Regions from separate parts of the Homo sapiens genome. Here all the other regions are linked to region 1. Evidence: chromatin contacts called from ENCODE Hi-C or POLR2A ChIA-PET data. All regions are on one chromosome and are shown on one strand. Each heading gives the region's core, a stretch centred on a gene start or an enhancer-like site at or near the end of the contact. The rest is flanking DNA. Distances are from core to core; before and after follow the strand shown. Region 1 holds the start of SCAT1 (S-phase cancer associated transcript 1). Region 2 overlaps CYTH1 (cytohesin 1). Region 3 has its middle 34 kb from the start of SCAT1.

Region 1 (3,510 bases), core at 285-2,784:
AGTTACTGCCCACTTGCTGATGGTTGATTTGGGTTCTTGAATCTCTCATTTCCCGTGAGACATTGATCTCTCATTTTCCTTGACTACTTTGGTCAGTCTTTGCTAGCAAAGCCTTCACTTTTATAAAATAACCTAGGAAAACCTTCACTTTATAAAAATAACCTCTTGCCTGTAATCCCAGCACTTTGGGAGGCCGAGGCGGGAGAATTGCCAGAGGCCAGGAGTTTGAGACTGGCCTGGGCAATATAGTGAGACCCCATCTCTATAAAAAAAAAGATAAAATAATCTCTTCAGGGGTTCTGTAGTAATTTAAATAACATGGAAATTATATATTCATGGAAGGTTTGTCAGAATCGGTAAAATGGTGTTGGCCTGGCGACCTCTGGGGGGAAGGGAGAGGGGGAGAAGTTTGTTTTTGTTTTTGAGACAGTCTCTCTCTGTCGCTCAGGCTGGAGTGCAGTGGCGTGATCTCAGCTCACTGCAACCTCCGTTTCCTGGGTTCAAGTGATTCTCGTGCCTCAGCCTCCCAAGTAGCTGAGATTACAGGTGCCTGCCACCACGCCCTGCTAATTTTTGTATTTTTAGTAGAGACGGGGCTTTGCCATGTTGCCCAGGGTGGTCTCAAACTCCTGGGCTCAAGTGACCTGCCCGCCTTGGCCTCCCCAAGTGCTGGCATTACAGGTGTGAGCCGCCCACCGTGCCCAGCCTGTTTTTGTTTTTTTGATTTTTGTTTTTGGCTCAAACCAGCAGTCCCCAACCTTTTTGGCACCAGGGATGAGTTTTGTGGAAGAAAATTTTTTCCATGGATGGGGGCAGGGGTGGGGGATGGTTTCAGGATGATTCAAGCACATTACATTGATTGTGTACTTTATTATCATTACATTGTAATATATAATGAAATCCTTATACAACTGCGCTATCATGAAGAATCAGTGGGAGCCCTGAGCTTGTTTTCCTGCAACTAGACAGACCCATCTGGGGGTGATGGAGATGGTGACAGGTCATCAGGCATTAGATTCTCATAAGAAGTCCACAACCGCTGGGCGCGGTGGCTCAGGGGCTGGGCTCGGAGGCTCACGCCTGTAATCCCAGCACTTTCGGAGGCCCAGGAGGGCAGATCACGAGGTCAGGAGATCGAGACCATCCTGGCTAACACGGTGAAACCCTGTCTCTACTAAAAATACAAAAAAATTAGCCAGGCATGGTGGTGGGCACCTGTAGTCCCAGCTACTCAGGAGGCTGAGGCAGGAGAATGGCGTGAACCCGGGAGGCGGGGCTTGCAGTGAGCCGAGATTGCGCCACTGCACTCCAGCCTGGGCGACAGAGCGAGACTGTGTCTCAAAAAAAAAAAAAAAAAAAAAAAAAAAAAGCCCACAACCTAGATCCCTCGCATGCGCAGTTTACAATACCGTTCGTGCTCCTCTGAGAATCAAATGCCACCACTGATCTGACAGGAGGCGGAGTTCTGCGGTAACATGAGTGATGAGGAGTGGCTGCAAATACAGATGAAGCTTCGTTTGCTCACTTCCTGTTGTGTGGCCCAGACAGGGCACTGTCTGTGGCCCCAGGGGTTGAGGACCCCTGGCTTTAACAACAGAAAGGTACCATCTTACAGTTCTGGAGGCCAAAGTCTGATATCCAGGTGTCTGCAGGGTTGATCCCTTCTGAGGCTGTGAGCAGGACCCCCTCCAGGCTCTCCTCTGGCCTTTGGTTTCCTTCCTTCCTTCCCTCCCTCCCTCACTCCTTTTCTCTCTCTTTCTTTCCTCCCCTCCCCTCTTCTCCCCTCTTCTCCCCTCCCCTCCCCTCCCGTTCTCCCCTCCCCTCCCCTCTCTTCTCCCTTCCCCTCTTCTCCCCTCCCCTCCCCTCTTCTCTCCTCTTCTCCCCTCCCCTCCCCTCTTCTCTCCTCTTCTCCCCTCCCCTCTTCTCCCCTCTTCTCCCCTCTTCTCTTCTCACTCTTTTGCCCAGGCTGGCGTGGTTTATGTTTGTGGTTTTTCTTTATTTATCTTGCCAGACATTTGCACGTTTTGATGAACTTTTCAAACAGCCAGTTCTTTGCTTTATATTCAATTGTAGACTGAGTTTTCCTGGGGGGTGTTGGAATTGGGGAGGAAGGATCTTTTTTTTTTTTTTTTTTGAGATGGAGTCTCACTCTGTCACCCAGGCTGGAGTCCAGTGGTGTGATCTCCACTCACTGCAACCTCTGCCTCCCAGGTTCAAGTGATTCTCCTGCCTCAGCCTCCTGAGTAGCTGAGATTACAGGCACCTGCCACCACACCCAGCTAATTTTTTGTTTGTTTCTTTGTTTGTTTCTTTGTTTGTTTGTAGAGATGGGATTTCACCATGTTGGTCAGGCTGGTCTTGAACTCCTGACCTCAAATGATCTGCCTGCTTCAACCTCCCAAAGTGCTGGGATTACAGGCATGAGCCACCGTGCCTGGCTGTGATCATTTATCTTGGCTTTTTTCTTAAGTCTTCTTCTGTTTCTGTTCTGCAGTGCATGGTGGCTCGTTTGTGTGAGTTCAACGCTCAGCTGTGCATTGTTTATCTCTTAGAGCAGGTGTGAATTTTCTGTTTTCAACCAGCTATGTGCAAACATGAACTCCTATTTTTATAACTGCTCAGACATTCCTATGACAGGGCCTCATTTCTGCTTGGCAACAAGAAAACTGAATTTAATTTCATTTAATCGGGTAAACAGTTCTGTCGGGTATTTTTCTCTAGCGGAGTCTGGTTGAAAGCTTCATCGCTCACAGAGAACATTCCAGCATTAGTGTCATGGCCTCTGGCCGGTGCAAGGGTTTCTCGGAGCCCAGGTGGCTCCCTGCGGGGAGGAGAATTCGACGCTCTGTCCCCTTCCTCTGCCAGGGACCCACTTACTAGTCTCCGGGGCTGCTGTAATAGAGGAACACAAACTGGGTGGCATCAAACAACATCACATTTCTCACAGTTCTGGAGGCCAAACTGCAACATCAAGATATTAACAGATAATGACCTGCTCCCTCTGCAGGCTGTAGGGGAAGAGCCTCCCTTGTCTTTCCCGGCTTCCAGGGCTGCTGGCCATCCTGGGCGTCCTTTGGCTTGTGGCTGCCTGGCTGCCATCCCTGCACCCGTTGTCGCTTGACCTTCCGTTCATGTGCCTCTGTTCTCTCTCCTTATACAGACCCCAGTTACTGGATTGGGATCCACCCTCACTCAATATGGCCTCAGCTTAATGAAAGACATCTGCAGAGACCCTATTTCTACTAAAAGCCACATTCTGAGACTTCTCGTGGGCGTGAGTTTTTGAGAGACACTGTTCTGCTCCATGCAGGGAGGGAATTGGGATCTGAAGACGTTGCATTCGAGGTCTCGGGGCTCCTGATGAGCAGCCTCGGCCTGACCTGGGGCAGGTGTGATGTCTGCGGCTCACCATCTCCACCCTGCCTGCTGTGGAATCTCCACAACGACAGGTGCTTTGGAGGCCAGAGTGCATGCGTACGGGCCCTGCACACGCTGAATGTCACTGGGAAC
Region 2 (3,510 bases), core at 699-3,198, 63 kb before region 1:
GCCTTCTGCTTTAGCCTTTGATGAGTTGGGTTCTCACATTAGCAGGGGCTGTTCCGTCCTATACCAGCCCAACTGCTTGCCCCAGTGATTAGAAGTCAGTACTCTCTTGGTCATTACTGACACATCTGGGAAGGCTAAAATGGAATCCTTTATTTCTGACTAGGTCAGATAGCAGTAGACTTTATATTTCCTTTTAAAGTCATATCCCAAGTCCTTGTGCTTATACATAATGACTTAATTCATAAATTCCCCTTACAGCACCACTTCACCGATCAGTTTTAAATATCTCTTGAATTGGCCATCATTTTATATATCTTTAAGCCCCCAGAATCTTTGAAGTTAAGGCTCTAAAATTACTAACCCCATAGGCAGCCTTCCCTTCCACATTCCTATTGCCAAGTGGATGGAGTTGAAAGGAAACCTACTGGAAACGTTTAAAGTGTGTTCAAGTTTGGATTTACTTCCCCCTACAGCGAGATTTGTTTAAATGCTAATACTAAGTGTTAGCTTTGACAGCCCAGATACTAAAATTAGAACAGTACAAAGATTATCTTGGTTCTTAGACCAGGATGACATGCAAATTCATGAGGCATCTCGTATTTTAAAAAAGAGAAAATTTAACCAAGTGTGGGACTCAGTTTTAGCTCATTGCATTACTTTTTCTAAACCTCCATCAAATCCTTCTAGACTCTGAATATTGTGTTTTCATTGTAGCACACTTAGTATCACTCTTTGTGTTTATGTGCTGCAGAAGGCAGGGCTTCCAGCCGTCTGTAGCTGTGTGTATATGTCTGTGTATGCATATAGCCATAAGAATGTGTATTCTTGTGTATACACATCAGTACATGTGTACTCATGGGTATATGTGTGTGCATTCTTACACACACTTTAAAAAGTGACAGCCATCTCAAGAAAGACATTTAATTTTCCCTGAAATAACCTTAGCTTTCTTTGCTCTGATTCTGGATATACTAGTAAACATTGGCTTTGTAAAAGCCGATTTGTGGCATCTTTGGGGCCAGGTTTCCAGTAGTGCCTCAAATCTTGCCTTGATGAGGTGGAACGTGGCATGTAAGAGCCCCTCGTTCACGTGCCAGACAGTAGTGGGATCATTTGCCCGTTGAGTGTTTTTAGTTCAGCTCTCTCCCCAGGCAGGCATGAATGTGACTGATACATTGCACTTTAAGATTAAGGAATCGGGTTTAATTTCTTTGTTTTAATTTTCTTTTCTCCCTCATTTGTATGTTTCCATGATTTTGGCTCTCCTTTTCCTTGCCCCAAACTCCAGGAGGTATGTAACCCTCAGCCTGCTCGCTCGCTCTGCTAGGCCACTGTCATTACTGCAGCATTTTCTGATTTCGTTATTTTTGGTTATTTTGTTTTTTAATTGCCGGTGGTAGTGTTAATGCTGCTTCTAACTTATTGTACAGTCCCTAGGGAACTGGTCAGGATCAGGGGTTTGGAGCAATTTTCGTTTTTCTTTTTTGGAGGAGTATATGTTATATTCATTACTGAATGCAGTAATGCAAGAAAACATACTAAGAGTGGGTTTGTAAAAGCAGAGGAAGTTTCCATGACATTTTCACTTGGAATTATTGGCTAAGACATGCGCTATGTTTGATATTCAATTTGACGTCCATTAATCAGCCTGATTGAAAGTTAATCTCTGACGTGGGGAAGAGGAGAAAGAAGAGAAGGAAGTCTTTCTTTTTTCTTCTTTTTTCAAGCTGAGACTTACTCCAGAGAGAACAAAGTCTTGACTTCCCAAAGCTATGGAAAGCTTCTGATTTACCATGATGGAAAAGCAAACTAGGGAAAGAACTAAATTAGATGATACTTAAGACATTTGCCTTTGCACGAAAAGGGGAAATGGTATTTCCTAAACTCAAAATGATACCGAGTGAAGGTGAAAAAAACAAGTCCAAACCAAAAAACCCTCCCTGAAGTCCTCGTGTTTAGTTTCCTGGGGATCAGAGAAGGGTATTAACAGCCTCGGCTCTGTTGTTATGTTTTGTTTTGCTCCCTCGCTTTTTCAGCGAGTCCTCGTTAAAGCCCCGAATCGGTCTCCTGGTTATGGTTTTGGTGTCTCCTCTCCATTTGCTGGTTTTTTTGGGGAAACATATTTTCTTAGCCCAAGACCCCTCAGGTTTGTGCCTAAGCATTCCCTGAGCAGTAGCTACACTTAAAAAGAACAACCCCAAACACGCACAGTTACTGAGATGCTTCAGGGACTTGTCAGGTTGTTCTCAACTGTAGGGGAAGATGGCATCCGGCCTTGATGTCTCGGGGAGGTCACAGGAGGCCTGAGGAGCCGTGCAGTGGGAGGTGGTCCTGTGAGTTCCACAGGGACTGTCCTAGGCGCACATTGATCTGTCTGCTTGTTTCATGTCTGCTTTTCTTTCCACGTGGAAATGTTCCCCGTGGGCCCACAGTGATGCTTTATGGTAGAGGTCTCTGTAATGCAACAAATTGTCCAGGCATAATAACCAAGCTTTTGTAATCAGGCAGAGAATTTCTTCTGGCTTTGCTTTTTCTCCTTGATTTCTTTCCATCTTGTTTCTTTTAGCATCTGACTCGCTTTTTCCATGATCTCCTATGTCCGAAGGGTTCCCCGGGTAGTGTCCTGTGATGGAGCGCATGGGAGGTCAGCATGGGTTGATGTTCCCTTTGTGCCGAGCCTCCGTGGGCAACCAATGGCCCGCCAGGCTGGAAGACCAAAGTTCTCAGACTCTGAATTGGTGGAGGGGGTTCCTTTTTAAGAACAAATTGGCTTCAATCCTGAATATAGTCCTTGCCTTCTTTATCCTCCTTATTTAATTCTGCCCGGGCTTTCCTGTTTTCCACATGCATGTCATAGTATCCATTTATGGTTTTCTCTTAATTCATGCCATCTAACCTTTAGGGACCAGTGGCAAGGGCTCACATGAAACTTAGAAGTTACTGGAGGGAGAGTCTCAATTTGCTTGATATAGCACAGGATGGGCAGGTGGAGGGCACGTGCTTGCTTACAGCAAATTCCCTCGCATAACCTAGATCTGTGTCATTTGGAATCTTGGCAATTAATGATCAGTCACGTAAGCCCGCCTAGGGTTCAGCATCCAAGCAGGGTGCTAAAAACTGGCCTGAAAGTCCAGTGGTCCTTTTACTTGTCTGCCAGGACCTACGCTGGACATTTTCTTTTCATAACATTATTTGCATACTCCCCTTAGGTTTCTCTGGTGTGAGCATGCAGGCAGGTCCTGGCAGTTAGAATAATCCCTGTAAAACCATTCTCCTCTTTGCTCAGCTATTTGTGATGAGGGCAAGAGAGAAAGCATGATCGGAGGTATGAGATTTATGCCCCATGATCCTTGCTATTTAGGAAGATTGGAGAAGCGGTATTGTCTGTAGGTTAAGTCTTAGCAAAAGAGCAGGCACAAGAAGTGTTTCTAGAATGCCATGCATAGCTTCACAGGTCAAGGCCTTAGGGATAAGTTTTGAGTGGTTCATGTTCAGAAAATGTTCCCTTGA
Region 3 (3,510 bases), core at 474-2,973, 34 kb before region 1:
GACAAGGATGCCTGCTTTTGCCACTTCTCCTCAACATGGTCCTGGATGTTCTAGCCAGGGCAATTAGGCAAGAAAAAGAAGGTCTCCAAGTTGGAAAGGAAAAAGTAAAATGATCTCTGTTTGCCATGCCATGATTTTACATATACACACACACACACACACACACACACACACACACATATATACACACACACACCCCCACACACACACCCCCCACACACACATATATATATGTAAAACCCTAAAGATTCTACACACACACAAAAAAACGGGGAGGTAATAAGTGGATTTGGCAAAGCTGCAGGATACAAACTCCACGCATGAAGCGGTGGCCTGGGGGGAGGAGCTTTGGCCACCCCTCCCAAGCCCACCCTCTGAGGTTCTTGGGAAGTGTTTCTCTGCCTCCATGTCAAAAGGTCCTGCTCACGTCCTGCCCTGGGTGGGGCAGGGAGCCCCAGTGCTCGGGGCCTCCCCAGGATGTTTGGGTTCTCAGGGACACCTGCTCTTGGCTGTGCTCTGTGTCCACACCCAAACGCATCTTGTAGCTCCCATAATTCCCACGTGTTGTGGAAGGGACCCGGTGGGAAATGACTGAAGTGTGGGGACGGGTCTTCCCCGTGCTATTCTCATGATAATGAATGGGTCTCACCAGATCTGATGGTTTTAAAAAATGGGAGTTTCCCTGCGCAAGCTCTCTCTTTGCCTGCCGCCATCCACGTAAGGTGTGACTTGCTCCTCCTTGCCTTCTGCCATGAAGGTGAGGCCTCTCCAGCCACGTGGAACTGTGAGTCCAATTAAACCTCTTTCTTTTGTAAATGCCCAGCCTCAGGTATGTTTTTACCAGCAGAGTGAAAAGGAATGAATACAGCTGGGCAACATGGCCTGGGCTAACCACCTGGCCTTCAGGGTTCAGGCAGCAGACATACACCCCTAAGTAACCTGGCCCTGGGGCCCGGCTGCCCTGGGGCCACACATACTCTCTGCGTTGCTCAACCAACAATGAGTCCTTGAGGGCTGTCTCTGGCAGCTCCGGCCTGAGTGCAGCAGCGAGCTGCTGGCGCTAATCAAGGCACCAGCCTGTCTCTCCACCCTCACTCCCAGACCAGCGGCCAGTGTCACATCTAGAGGATCAAGCTCAACCTCCCCTCCATGGTGACACTTGACACCACCCCAAATGTGCTCCCAGCTATCCCACCGCAGCCTCCTGCTGACCGAAATCAAGACTGTTGAGGCAGAAATAATATTCTTCCTTTTTTTTTTCCCAATGTTTTTTCTTTTTTGACTGCTCTGGCAGAGCAGGGTTACCCCATAGGCAGAGAGTAGCTGAGGCAGAAATACTGTGATCTGGTTTACTGGAAACCGGAAGTGAGGATGAACCCCGGCAGACATGCCAACAAAGGTGGGCGTGTCCTGGGGCCTGCTCCAAGCTGGAAGCCTTTTAGAGGAGAGTGTAGAGGGGGACTCCTCACATTGGAGCTGTCCTTTTCACTGGACGGTACAATACAGAGGTTACAGTCACTGACTGCAGATGACAACATACAGGCTAAAATGTCTGTGAGCAAGACAGTCAGTAAAACTTCCTGGTTTCAGAATCCATCCTTGTCCTTTTTGATGTCTGTGGACTGCACACTAATCAGAATGTCAACAGCCTGAGGAAGTCGTGATAAGATTCTCTACTGAGGGACAGGATGCCGCCAGGAACCACAAGAGCTTCCCCGCCCGGGCAGGTTCATTTGGAAACCCCTTTGCCTTTAAAGTAAACTGCCACATGTGACCCGATAGGTTATCAGCACGCCACAGGGACGGCTTTGAGGAATAATTATTCAGAATGATGCCTTTTTTCTTTTCTCCTTTTAAATCTCCTTGCGAGGTCTGGTCGAGATTTAGCTTCCATGGCTGTTGATACTTGAAGGGAATCAAGCCTTCCCACCAGGCTGGTGCAGGATGAGATGCTGGGCCCCGGCAGGTGCCAGCCCTCTTCTAACACCCATTCTCTAACTCAGTCCTCATAGCAGCCCCGAGATGAAAGCAGTGCTGCTAGGGCTCATTGCTACCACGATCACAGCCGCCCGCAGCTCTCCCCAGCCCCTTCCCTGCCCAGTGGCACCTCATGACTTATTCCTCTGTCTCCCTGTCCCAGGATGTAAAATCAGTGAGGGCAGGAGCTTTTTTTCACACCTATATTCCCTGTACTTGGAACGGTGCCTGATAGATAGTAGGTGCTCAGTACGTATTTGTTGAATAAATGACAATGTCATGAATGAATGCACGAATGATAAAGACAGGAAAACCGAGGTTCAGAGACATTTAGAAACGTACGTATCCAGGGGCTCGCAGAAACAGGGAAGTCAGAATTGGGCCCCAGGTCAGCCGGATCCCCAAACCCACCCTGTTTCCAGTGTCCAGGTTTCTCCACCACAGATTCAGAGATGGGAACTAAGTTGACATCATTGTTGGACCTGTTCCAAATGTCTTGAACTTCTGAGCTAACAAATAATTATTGGAGCAATTGAAGCTGAGGGTGGATTTCATGTTTCCCGGTTCATGCCCTGTGTGATTTAACACGTCTGACGGCTGCAGCGTCGGAACTATCCGCCATGAGCTAGAGGTGCCCCTTGCGTAGCCTTGTCCCTGGTGCCTTGGACACCACGGACAGCCACGAACACCCAGAGAGGATCTGGTCTCCCGCCCCGGGACCACAGTAGGCTCCACACTGGTTTCCCTCCAGCCAGTTTCCCATGGTGTTGCCTGGTCTTTTCAGGGCTCAGATAATGTGATTGTGTCCCACCAGCCACCTCCTGGAAACCCCTCAAAACACCTTCCTGACAATGGGGTAGCCCCAAACTCCTTAGAGGGGGAGACTGCACCTCCCAGGCTGGAGTCCCTTTTGGCCTCCCCATTCCATCTCCTGCAGCCTCCCCCGACAGCCCTGCTCCAGCCATGGGACTGAGGGGACCTGGAATGCTGCTGCCTTAGCCCTGCTCATTCCCAGCCATGGGTCTCGCCCACCCCTCTCCCAGCCAGGTGAGCGCCTGCTCATTCTTCAAAGCGCCTTCTCATTTATTGGTGGAACACTGCTCTAGTGCACACCAGCCCCGTGGGTACAGAGATAAGGACGGCCCGTGGGAGGGTTCGAGGGGCTTTACACCGTCCACAGGCAGACAAGCGTGCATGTATGTGGATGATGGCCGCCTCAGGGAATCACCCGGGGCCTTAGGAACCCAGCCTAGGGCCCTCCATCCTAAGCTGGGGCTGGGTGGCAAAGAGAGACGCCAGGAGGGCTCCTGGAGGAGGAATTCCCCTAAAACCGGGACCCCAGCTTCCTTCACCCGAGAGCCCCCCGATGTCATCAGCTTTGTTCAGGTGCTTGTGTGACGCAATGCTATTAACTCACACCGAACCGAATCCACTCACACCTGTCAGGTATTCGCCCATTCATGCTGATGATGTCTTAGAGCAGCGCCCCCGCCCCATGCTTGTGCTACTGGTTTCTGAACTCTGCACGCTGCC

What was found. Hi-C counts contacts between places; a loop is a spot of excess contacts on that map. ChIA-PET counts read pairs that join two places held with the same protein, here RNA polymerase II (POLR2A). Pooled maps may share reads with other maps.
Region 2: a loop to region 1 is called in a pooled map, with 2.1 times the contacts of the local background. The contact joins the enhancer-like site here to the promoter of SCAT1 in region 1. A Hi-C loop is called at or near these places in 9 of 168 maps with a recorded cell type or tissue (CD14-positive monocyte, Caco-2, Caki2 and 6 more), 1 of 37 single-sample maps with no recorded cell type and 3 of 50 pooled maps. POLR2A ChIA-PET finds 5 or more read pairs at or near these places in 4 of 52 experiments (GM12878, OCI-LY7, Panc1 and 1 more).
Region 3: a loop to region 1 is called in a pooled map, with 4 times the contacts of the local background. The contact joins the enhancer-like site here to the promoter of SCAT1 in region 1. A Hi-C loop is called at or near these places in 6 of 50 pooled maps. POLR2A ChIA-PET finds 5 or more read pairs at or near these places in 7 of 52 experiments (B cell, CD4-positive, alpha-beta memory T cell, HepG2 and 4 more).

Annotation. Positions count from the first base shown.
Region 1 is chr17:78,630,081-78,633,590 of GRCh38, reverse strand. SCAT1 (S-phase cancer associated transcript 1) reads left to right here and starts at 1,534. Exons shown (of 5, transcript NR_110849.1): 1 at 1,534-1,601; 2 at 3,161-3,510. RefSeq lists an enhancer at 1,199-1,700.
Region 2 is chr17:78,693,788-78,697,297 of GRCh38, reverse strand. CYTH1 (cytohesin 1) reads left to right here. Exons shown (of 14, transcript NM_004762.6): 10 at 1,289-1,291. It also overlaps the pseudogene RNU6-638P. Among named protein-coding and RNA genes, the nearest start is that of SCAT1, 63 kb to the right of the region's middle. Within about 2 kb of position 1,948, at least 3 of the 41 ENCODE cell types and tissues checked have a DNase peak (open chromatin) inside an H3K27ac peak, as active enhancers do; they include GM12878, where a contact is called at or near this core.
Region 3 is chr17:78,664,269-78,667,778 of GRCh38, reverse strand. No RefSeq gene overlaps it. Among named protein-coding and RNA genes, the nearest start is that of SCAT1, 34 kb to the right of the region's middle. RefSeq lists enhancers at 1-274, 275-885, 886-1,497. Within about 2 kb of position 1,723, at least 20 of the 41 ENCODE cell types and tissues checked have a DNase peak (open chromatin) inside an H3K27ac peak, as active enhancers do.